Regions from separate parts of the Homo sapiens genome. Here regions 1 and 2 are each linked to region 3. The links are chromatin contacts, found by Hi-C or POLR2A ChIA-PET in ENCODE. All regions are on one chromosome and are shown on one strand. Each heading gives the region's core, a stretch centred on a gene start or an enhancer-like site at or near the end of the contact. The rest is flanking DNA. Distances are from core to core; before and after follow the strand shown.

Evidence for each region. Hi-C counts contacts between places; a loop is a spot of excess contacts on that map. ChIA-PET counts read pairs that join two places held with the same protein, here RNA polymerase II (POLR2A). Pooled maps may share reads with other maps.
Region 1: a loop to region 3 is called in a map of CD8-positive, alpha-beta T cell, with 2.9 times the contacts of the local background. The contact joins two enhancer-like sites. A Hi-C loop is called at or near these places in 8 of 168 maps with a recorded cell type or tissue (CD4-positive, alpha-beta T cell, CD4-positive, alpha-beta memory T cell, CD8-positive, alpha-beta T cell and 4 more), 14 of 37 single-sample maps with no recorded cell type and 15 of 50 pooled maps. POLR2A ChIA-PET finds 5 or more read pairs at or near these places in 1 of 52 experiments (activated T-cell).
Region 2: a map of endothelial cell of umbilical vein shows a loop between it and region 3 (5-fold over the local background). The contact joins two enhancer-like sites. A Hi-C loop is called at or near these places in 1 of 168 maps with a recorded cell type or tissue (endothelial cell of umbilical vein) and 15 of 50 pooled maps. POLR2A ChIA-PET finds 5 or more read pairs at or near these places in 2 of 52 experiments (activated T-cell and activated naive CD4-positive, alpha-beta T cell).

Annotation. Positions count from the first base shown.
Region 1 is chr2:229,999,003-230,002,223 of GRCh38, forward strand. The region is part of intron 3 of FBXO36 (F-box protein 36); the gene reads left to right. Among named protein-coding and RNA genes, the nearest start is that of SLC16A14, 68 kb to the right of the region's middle. Within about 2 kb of position 1,454, at least 2 of the 41 ENCODE cell types and tissues checked have a DNase peak (open chromatin) inside an H3K27ac peak, as active enhancers do.
Region 2 is chr2:229,978,796-229,982,179 of GRCh38, forward strand. All of the region lies in intron 2 of FBXO36 (F-box protein 36), which reads left to right. Among named protein-coding and RNA genes, the nearest start is that of FBXO36, 58 kb to the left of the region's middle. Within about 2 kb of position 1,981, at least 13 of the 41 ENCODE cell types and tissues checked have a DNase peak (open chromatin) inside an H3K27ac peak, as active enhancers do.
Region 3 is chr2:229,799,777-229,803,285 of GRCh38, forward strand. It overlaps TRIP12 (thyroid hormone receptor interactor 12), which reads right to left. Exons shown (of 42, transcript NM_001348323.3): 21 at 2,476-2,683. Among named protein-coding and RNA genes, the nearest start is that of DNER, 87 kb to the left of the region's middle. Within about 2 kb of position 1,540, at least 4 of the 41 ENCODE cell types and tissues checked have a DNase peak (open chromatin) inside an H3K27ac peak, as active enhancers do.

The DNA of each region.
Region 1 (3,221 bases), core at 204-2,703, 200 kb after region 3:
CGTGTTAGCCAGGATGGTCTCGATCTCCTGACGTTGTGATCTGCCCGCCTCAGCCTCCCAAAGTGCTGGGATTACAAGCGTGAGCCACCGCGCCTGGCCAAAAATAATTTTAAGTAATGTAATTTTTTTTTTTTTTTTTTTTGAGACAGAGTCTTTCTCTGTCGCCCAGGCCAGAGTGCAATGGCATGATCTCCGCTGACTGCAACCTCCGCCTATTGGGTTCAAGTGATTCTTGTGCCTCAGCTTCCCGAGTAACTGGGATTACAGGCACCCACCATCATGCCCAGCTAATTTTTATATTTTTAGTACAGACGGGGTTTCCCCGTGTTGGCCAGGCTGATCTCAAACTCCTGACCTCAGGTGATCCACCCACCTCGGCCTCCCAAAGTGCTGGGATTACAGGTGTGAGCCACCGCGCCCGGCCTTAAGTAATATAATCTGTATTATAGTACTTAATATATTCCTTTTGAGAGTGTGTGTGTGTGTATATATATATGTATATATATATATATATGTATGTGTATATATACACACACACACATATTTAATTTTTAAAAGAGAGGTGGGATTTCATTGTGTTGCCCAGGTTGCTCTTGAACTCCTGGGCTCAAATGATCCTCCCACCTCAGCCTCCCAAAGTGCTGAGATTACAGGTGTGAGCCACCTTCCTGTCCAAATATATATATGTATATATATGTATTTTTTAACTTATATTTTGGGTTCAGGCATACATGTGAAGGTTTGTTACACAGGTAAACTCATGTCACAGGGTTTTTTTGTACAGATTATTTAATCACCCAGGTTAATTATTAAACCCAATACCCAATAGTTATGTTTTCTGCTCCTCCTCTTCCTCCCACCCTCCACCCTCAAGTAGACACCAGTATCTATTGTTTCCTTCTTTGTATTCATAAGTTCTCATCATTTAGCTCCCCAAAATATATTTTTTACTTGATTTTCCTACCTAAAAATGGAAAGCTGAAAACAAGTACTATTGTATATATTTTTGCCATTAAATAAGTATCCTAAAGTTGAAATTTTGTGCTTGGTGCTGATAAGAAGCTGATTATTAGGGCCTGGCACGGTGGCTCACACCTGTAATCCCAGCACTTTGGGAGGCCGAGGTGGGTGGATCACCTGAGGTCAGGAGTTTGAGACCAGCCTGGCCAACATAGGGAAACCACATCTCAACTAAAAATACAAAAATTAGCTGGGCCTGGTGGCACAGGCCTGTAATCCCAGGTAGTTGGGAGGCTGAGGCAGGATTGCTGCTTGAACTCAGGATGTGGAGGTTGCAGTGAGCCAAGATCACACCACTGCACTGCAGCCTGGACAACAGAGTGAGACTGTCTCAAAAAAAAAAAAAAAAAAAAAAAGAAGCAGCAGCAGCTGATTATTCATACTTTAAATGAAAAGAGAATTCTACGTAAATAAAATATGCAAGTGGGGATCTAGCAAAAGTTTCTGCGCTGTTGCAGGGCCTGGATTTGATTTTCTATCAAATCCTTCCATTTACTTTCAGTAAATTTCTGCTCCTGCAAGTAAATGGAAGGATTTGATAGGAAACAGCAGCAAGTGAGTGGCTTCTGGTAGTTATTTCTCACGCTGAGCGGCTGCCTTCTCTCCAAGTTTTACTCACTTCCACTATTACTTTCACTCTTAGTGTCCTGCTATTATTTCAGTGCAGTCTTGAAAACATTCTCCATAATTTAGCCAGTGCTCTGAAGTAGGTCTTCTCTAGGTTGCTGATTTCAGCCCTGAGCATCTTTACAGAGCAGAATTATTAGAAGATGGAACATGACTCAGGGCTGCTGCTTTTATTCTCCCCGCATAACATTAACCACTTTTCTTTTTTTTTTTTTTTTTTTTTTGAGTCAGAGTCTCGCTCGGTCACCCAGGCTGGAGTTCAGTGGTGAGATCTCAGCTCATGCAACCTCCACCTCCTGGGTTCAAGGGATTCTCCTGCCTCAGCCTCCTGAGTAGCTGGGTGGGACTACAGGTGCTTGCCACCATGCCTGGCTAATTTTTGCATTTTCAGTAGAGACTGGGTTTCACCATGTTGGCCAGGTTGGTCTTGAACTCCTGGCCTCAAGTGATCCACCTACCTCAGCCTCCCAAAGTGTTGAGATTACAGGCGTGAGCCACTGCACCCAGCCAACCACTTTTTTTCTTATTTGCACACAGGGAAAGAAGGAAAACCACTTATTTCTGTTGTCAATCTAAGTTTTATCTCTGTTCCATTTACCTGTTACACACTTCATTTATAAGTTATTTTCTTTTTCTTTTTTCTTTTTTTTTCTTTTGAGACAGAGTCTCGCTCTGTTGCCCAGGCTGGAGTGCAATGGCACCATCTCGGCTCACTGCAACCTCTGCCTCCTGGGTTCAAGCAATTCTGCTGCCTCAGCCTCCCGAGTAGCTGGGATTACAGGCACCCACCACTGTGCCTGGCTAATTTTTGTATTTTTAGTAGACACGGGGTTTCGCCATGTTGTCCAGGCTGGTTTTGGACTCCTGACCTCAGGTGATCCACCTGCCTCGGCCTCCCAAAGTGCTGGGATTGCAGGCATGAGCCACCATGCCCAACCTTATAAGTTATTTTCATTTAACTACTTTATTAATGAAAAAAAGGCTTCCTTTTCAAATTCCGGGGGACAAGTTTATTACCAAATTATTTGTGTCCAGTCCAGCTCCTTCCTCTTTACCTCAGGGAGGGAGTTGCTCCTCTCCTGCTCAAGATCAGTGCTACCTGACACGTGGTTCCAGGGCCTACTCCTGGGAATTTCACTTATTTCCTTTCTCTTCTGTTTGTTATTGTTACTATTATTGTTTTTTTAAGAGACAAAGTCACTCCATCACCCAGGCTGGAGTGCAGTGGCATGATCTCTGCTAACTGCAATCTCCGCCTCCCAGGTTCAAGCGATTCTCATGCGTCAGCCTCCTGAGTAGCTGGAATTACAAGTGCAAGCCACCACACCTGGCTAATTTTATTTTATTTTATTTTATTTCTGTATTTTTGGTAGAGACGGGGTTTTACCACGTTGGCCAGGCTGGTCTCGAACTCCTGACCTCAAGTGATCAGCCTGCCTCAGCTTCCCAAAGTGCTGGGATTACAGGCATGAGCCATTGCTCGGCCTATTGTTATTTTTTTTTTAACTTTTAATTACCCAGCTTCCCCCATGTTGACATCTTACATAACCATGGTACATTTATAAAAACTAGGC
Region 2 (3,384 bases), core at 731-3,230, 180 kb after region 3:
ATTGAAACTCAAAAAAATCAAGCACGATAATCTCATTTAGAAGGCAAACTCTGAGTGGATCTTTGATAATCAACACTCTTTAAAAAATTCCATTATTTAGGCCGAGCACAGTGGCTCATGCCTGTAATGCCAGCACTTTGGGAGGCCCAGGTGGGTGGATCACCTGAGGTCAGGAGTTTGAGACCAGCCTGGCCAACATGGTGAAACCCCGTCTCTACTAAAAATATAAAAATTAGCCGGGCGTGGGGGCAGGCGCCTGTAATCCCTGCTGCTCGGGAGGCTGAGGATCACTTGAACCTGGGAGGTGGAGGTTGAAGTGAGCAGAGATCGTGCCACTGCATTCCAGCCTGGGCAACAGAGTGATACTCTGTCTCAAAAAAAAAAAAAAAATCCATTATTTAACAATAATAGTATGCAATAGGCCAGGTGTGGTGGTTCACACTTGTCATTCTAGCACTTTGGGAGGCTGAAGTGGGAGGATTTCTTGAGCCCAGGAGTTTAAGACTAGCCTGGGCAACATGGCAAGACTCCATATAAATATATATAGTGTGTGTGTATATATATATATATGTATGTGATAGTTTTGTTTTATGTATGTGTGTGTATATATATATATAAATGTGATAGTTTGTTGTTGTTTTTTGTTTTGTTTAGAGAGGGAAGGTTTTGTTTTGTTTTGCTTTCTTAAATAGTTAAAAGTTGGGCTGGGTGCAGTGGCTCATACCTATAATCCCAGCACTTTGGGAGGCAGACGCAGGTGGATCACCTGAGGTCAGGTGTTTGAGACCAGCTTGGCCAACATGGTGAAACCCTGTCTCTACTAAAAGTACAAAAATTAGCCGGGTGTGGTTGTGCAAGCCTGTAATCCCAGCTACTTGGGAAGCTGAGGCAGGAGAATCACTTGAACCCGGGAGGCGGAGTTAAAAAAAAAAAAAGTCTGCTGGATTGAGTGGTTCACTGTCTTACTATCTGTATGCAATATCATTAACTCCTTTATGGCAAATATTTATAAAATTCATTGTTGGCTTAAGAACAACCATGTCAAATAATGAAAAAGAGAAGAAAATGTGACTGAGATTAGAAGAAAAAAAAAAGAACAATCATATTGGCAGAAGACTATTTACTTTTGATTGAATTTCAGTCAGCCCAGGCATGCCTAACTTTAACTGTGGACCAGACATGTTTCTATGCAGCTCACTATAAAGTAAACTTCCATAAAACACATTTCATTTTCAAGTTAACATTCGTTTTTTTTGTTTTTTGTTTTTTTGAGACAGAGTCTTGCTCTGTCGCCTAGGGTGGACGGCAGTGGCACGATCTCAGCTCACTGCAACCTCCACCTCCCAAGTTTAAGCAGTTCTCATGCCACAGAGCCCCCGCCCCTGCCCCTGAATAGCTGGGACTACAGGCACACACCACCACACCTGGCTAATTTTTGTATTTTTAGTAGAGATGAGGTTTCATCATGTTGGCCAGGCTGGTCTCGAACTCCTGGCCTCAAGTGATCTGGCTGCCTCGGCCTCCCAAAGTGCCGGGGATTATAGATGTGAGCCACGGCGCCCTGCCTCCATTTTATTTTCTAACCACTGTAGGACCTTCCCCAGAGCTATGTGTCTAGTTAATGCTGCATTGTTCCTTGAGACCATGTGGTTTTCTGATTGTCTTCCACAAAAACCTGGAGATGGGGATTTGGGCCAGAGATGGGAGTCAAAAGCCTCCCACTGCCTTCTGATTGCTGGCTTACTTGCAGACCTCACCAGTCTCTTGCCTGCTCCAGGCACCTTCCAAGCCCTGCCCTTGATAAGAGATTGGGGGGAGGGGTCAAGCTCCTGATAAGATACTGGGGGAGGGGATTCACTTCAGGATAACTACTTGAGGGGTTCTGATACTGGAAGAGAAAAGGCAATATAGCGAAGATTTTATGAGTCTGACAGCAGGCCTGCCTCCCTGCTGGCTGTGTTCCTGCTGGACAGCAGGAGAGTTGAGGGATTCAGCCAAGGCATGTACTAACCAGGCTTTTTAAATGGTAGTTTACAGAGCTGCAGTCTCGGGGCTGCCAGGTGGTTTCCCGCCAGCAGCAGCACTGTGATACCAAATTAAATCAGCCCGGCAAGTTCAAAGGCTCCTGTGTCTCTAAGGGGAAAACTCCAAACCATGGTGTTGGTAGTCTCTGTACACCCCCTTCTTAGAGAATCCTTCAGGAAGTCCTCTGTCTTCAGAGGAAGGAGGAGGGTTCATGGTAGCACAGACTGGGACTCAGTAAGCTGGCGTTGAAATCTCTGTCCTGCCACCAGCCCGCTGTGTGATCACAGCTGATTGCTCCTCCCCTCTGTGAGTCAGTTTCCTCATCCTTAACTGGAGATAATGGTTACTCCATATAGCCACGGTGAGCATTCAATGGCCTGATACAAAGTCAGGCGCAGTGGCTCACGCCTGTAATCCCAACTACTTGGGAGGCTGAAGTGAGAGGATCACTAGAGGCCAGAAGTTTGAGACCAGCCTGGGTAACACAGTGAGACCACCCCCCCATCTCTAAAAAAAACTTTAACAAAATGAAAAGCAAGACAAAATACCTGATATATGAACAGATTTTTTTTTTTTGAGACAGGATCTCACTCTGCTGCCTAGGCTGGAGTGCAGTAGCACGATCACGCTCACTGCAACTTTCACCTGCCAGGCTTAAGCGGATCACTTGAAGCCAGGAGTTCGAGACCAACCTGGCAAACATGGCAAAACCCTGTTTCTACAAAAAATACAAAAATTGGCTGGGCGTGGTGGTGCCTGCCTGCCCAGTTACTCAGGAGGCTGAGGTGGAAGGATCACCTGAGCCTGGGAGGTCCAGGCTGTAGTGCGCTGTGATTGTGCCACTATACTCCAACCTGGGTGACAGAATGAGACCCTGTCTCAAAAAAAAAAAAAAAAGAAAGAAAGAAAAAGGAAAAGAAAAAAAAAATTCCCAGCATGTCCTTATGGTTTGCTGTTGTATTAGTCTGTTCTCACATTGCTATAAGGAAATACCTGAGAATGGATAATTTATAAAGAAAGGAGGTTTAATTGGCTCATGGTTTTGCAGGCTGTACAGAAAGCATAGCAGCTTGTTTTTGGGGAGGCCCCAAGAAGCTTCCAGTCATGGTGGAAGGCAAAGAGGGAGCAGGTGTCTTACATGGCAGGAGCAGGAACAAGAGAGTGACAGGGTGAGGTGCCACACACTTGAGTTTTTTGTTTTGTTTTTGTTTTTTTTTTTGAGAGACCTAGCCTCACTCTGTTGCCCAGGCTGGAGTGGAGTGGGGCCATCCTGGCTCACTGCAACTTCCACCTCCCAGGCTCAAGTGATCTTCCCACCTCAGCCTCCTAAGTAGCTGGGACTACAGGCATGTGCCACCA
Region 3 (3,509 bases), core at 290-2,789:
AAAAAAAAAATACTGTCATAACAAGGTATGTTCTTGTTTAGTGATTATTTAATGCCAATTCTGTGCCAGTCATGTTCTAGAGGTGTGCAGACACAGCAAATGATTATTCAGAAAATAACTAGCTGTTTAACTATACTGAACTATGAAACATAAAGCCAGATAAGATGACTGATCAATTTTCTATGTGTTCCACTTTAAATAGTAGTATATAAGTACATAAAGCAAATATGCAACACAAAGGAGCAAAATAAAAATAAACGGGTAATCACCAACCTGAAAAAGAATGTTAAATCCACATAACACACTTTTTCCATAACCAAAATGGCCGTGAGTAAAATATACATGACCCTTAGTGTTCATGTTGTCAAAATACTCATCTGCCTCTAACATACTACCCAAAGTAATTTCATAGTGTGACAATGGCAATAACATACTAAATAAATGCATTTATGAACATTTTAGTTGGTTTTTTTAAACCTATATACAAATCTAGTGAGTAGTATGAGTAATTTATTCTGAATTAGAATCATTTGCAAAATTAAACACCTGTAGCCTGTTCTAACGACAGTAGAAATAGTTTGTAACAGCAATAAATTTTTAGAATAACAAAACTAAATAAGATGAAAAGGCTGAAAAATGTTGTGGTTTAGTTGGTCTGTGGCCCAAATAAAACTGGAAAAATCTGAAAAAAAATTGGAAAATTTCCAACACCTGACATTTCTATGGAATATACTTAATAATGTGCTCAAATGTGCTTGACAATCAGGAAAAATGAACTTTCAAAGGATGAAAAATGTAATTAAACAATTTTCATTTAAAAAAAATTAACATGAATTTTTCATTTGCAACCATGCTGTAATATGGAACCACTTAAAACTATTTAAAACCATGTAAAAATATTTTAAGAAAAAAGTTATTTTCTCTTTCTTTGGCATAATCAACTGTTAGACTCTATAATCAATTCCAACTCCTTAAATTAAAATGGCTCAGAAATACTGCATTTGAGCTGGGCATGCTAGCACATGCCTGTAGTCCCAGCTACTTCGGAGGCCAAGGTAGGGAGGGTCACTTGAGCCCGGGAGTTCGAGGTTAGCCTGAGAAACAGAGCAAGACCCCATGCTGTGTCTCTTTTTGAAAAAAAGAAAAAGAAAAAAGGGAGAAAGGAAAACATTTTTAAAGGGAAAGAAATACTGCAATTGTCTGAACTGTATCACTCTCTGTAATTTACTGAGTATCTATGATGTCTCAGGCACCATGCCTACATTACAGTAAAACCCTGCAATAACTTATGTTACTGCAGCAGCTAGTGGGTAGGAATGGGGCTGGGAAGGAAGTAAAGGAGAGAGCAAGGCTGGAAAGGAAAATGGCAGACAAAAGCAACTGCAGAATCAGGGATGTGGAAGAGTCCCCAGAACTCTCCAAGCCCAATCTCCTCAGACTGGTCAAACAACATGGGTGCCAGTTAAACTCAGCAGTTTCCTAAAATAATACCCACTGTGCCAGAAGTTCAGTCTGCCAGAAGTCTTGAAACTGCCAAAATTCATATTTAAGCTGGACTAGAAAACTGCCACCAGGTGGCACCAAATTCCCCTCATCCCCTCTCCTACCTGAGTTGGCTGCCTGCACAAGACAATGCTACCCTGCAGATTATAAGATTAAATTTTTGGACCCCACTTATTATTACTATATTTTAGCATGATCTACTTTTCAGTTTAAAAGGAGCCAGAAAGAGTACTGAAGTGAATACATACTGAATTTCAGAACTGAATTTGGTTCATCAGGTACCACTCATCTAGTAATATTAAGCTTCTAATAGCAAGGAAATAAAAACACTTTTAGAGTGTGATTTGTTTCTAACACAACAAAATGGAAACCAATGGAAGTTTTGGAAACATTCTTAGTAGCATGGTATAACAAAGATTAAAAGCTGATAAATAAATGGGAGTAGAGAATTTAAGAACTCTCATTTTCCCTTATTAAAAGCAAAGTATTTAACTCCCAGTTGCCAATTAAAGATAAATGGGGAATCAGTATTTTTTGGCCTTTATTCTAAGACTTCTAATTTTCAGTATTTTTAACTGTATTAATATCTGGATGTCTCTGAGGTCGTATGTATGCAGCAGCACAAAAAATAGTCACAAGATTATGAAATCAGAAACCAGAATTCAAATCCCACAATGTTAGAGCCTACAAGTAACATAAGTGTGTAACACCGTGCAAGTCACAAATGTCTCTGAACTTTAGTTTCCTTGTATGTCAGTGGGAATAAAACTAATCTCTTACAGTTCCTAAACACAGCCCAATACAGTAGGTTTCCAATAAATGTTTTCTTCCCATTCTCATTAACAAAATACAAAAGGAAAAATATAATATATATATGCTAATATGTTACCATTTTACTCCCTATATGATTCTTAGGTACCAAAGCAGCGCTAACAGCAAAGAAATAAAAATCACAACACAATTCTTACTTACCCTTGAGGGCTGAGATCTAAAGAATCATCCCTGCTGTGCTGCAAGCTGGGTGATCCCAAGTCAGCTGCAGCATGAGTGGCAGCTGTGGCTGTCCCACTGCTGACTGAAGTTGTGGATCCCATGGATCCCGATCCATTCGTACATGCCTTTGGTGGACTTGTCAACAAAGACTCTGATTCTGCTAAGTGTTTTACTTGATGCATTACACCTTTATAATAACAGAGATGAAAGGGAGTCAGTTTTAATCAGGAGTAGAACCTTCTCCCCACCATTACAAAATCCCTAAATACCAACACTGACATAATACACAAAAAGACTAAAACATAACTGGCAAATAGGTAAAAGAAATTAGGAGCCAGAGTTTTCAACTTGACTTCAATCAGAAAAAAATATAAAAACTAAAGGTTAAAGAAAAATACTGATATTGAATGTCTTCTAATCTTCAAAACCAGATTATATAAAACTTAATAGGGTCACAAAGTCCTATTCAGAGTTCAAAATACTCATTATAAAAACAATAATCAACTACAGAAATACAGTGCACACCCTGTGGTGTGACAGCCAGAAGGGATGGAAAAGACCAAGAATCAGTTAACTTCAAGCGCTACAAAAAGACAAGATCACATTAACACTGCCACCAAAAAAAAAACCAGCTATTGAAGGGTGGGAACTATCACATCCTTTAAGGTGTGTAAAGAGAGCTAAACATTAACTTGTGAGGCAGGGGTTCCTATCTGTCCCGGAATCATAGGAGAGTATGTATGAAGGAGTGTGACTAAGAACTATCAAATTGTATACCAATATGCATGTCTGATTATCAGCTAGTATAAACTATATGCAAATATGTGGATATATTTAACGTGAGTGAATGAGCACACGTTCACATTTTTCTGGGGAAGAGTCCACGGCTTCTATCATTCTATCAGACTCTTATTAAAAGACAAACTGTAATCCCACGCTGAGGCAGTAGGATTGCTTGAGGCAAGGAGTTTGACATCAGCCCAGGTGTGCACCACCACACCCCGCTAATTTTT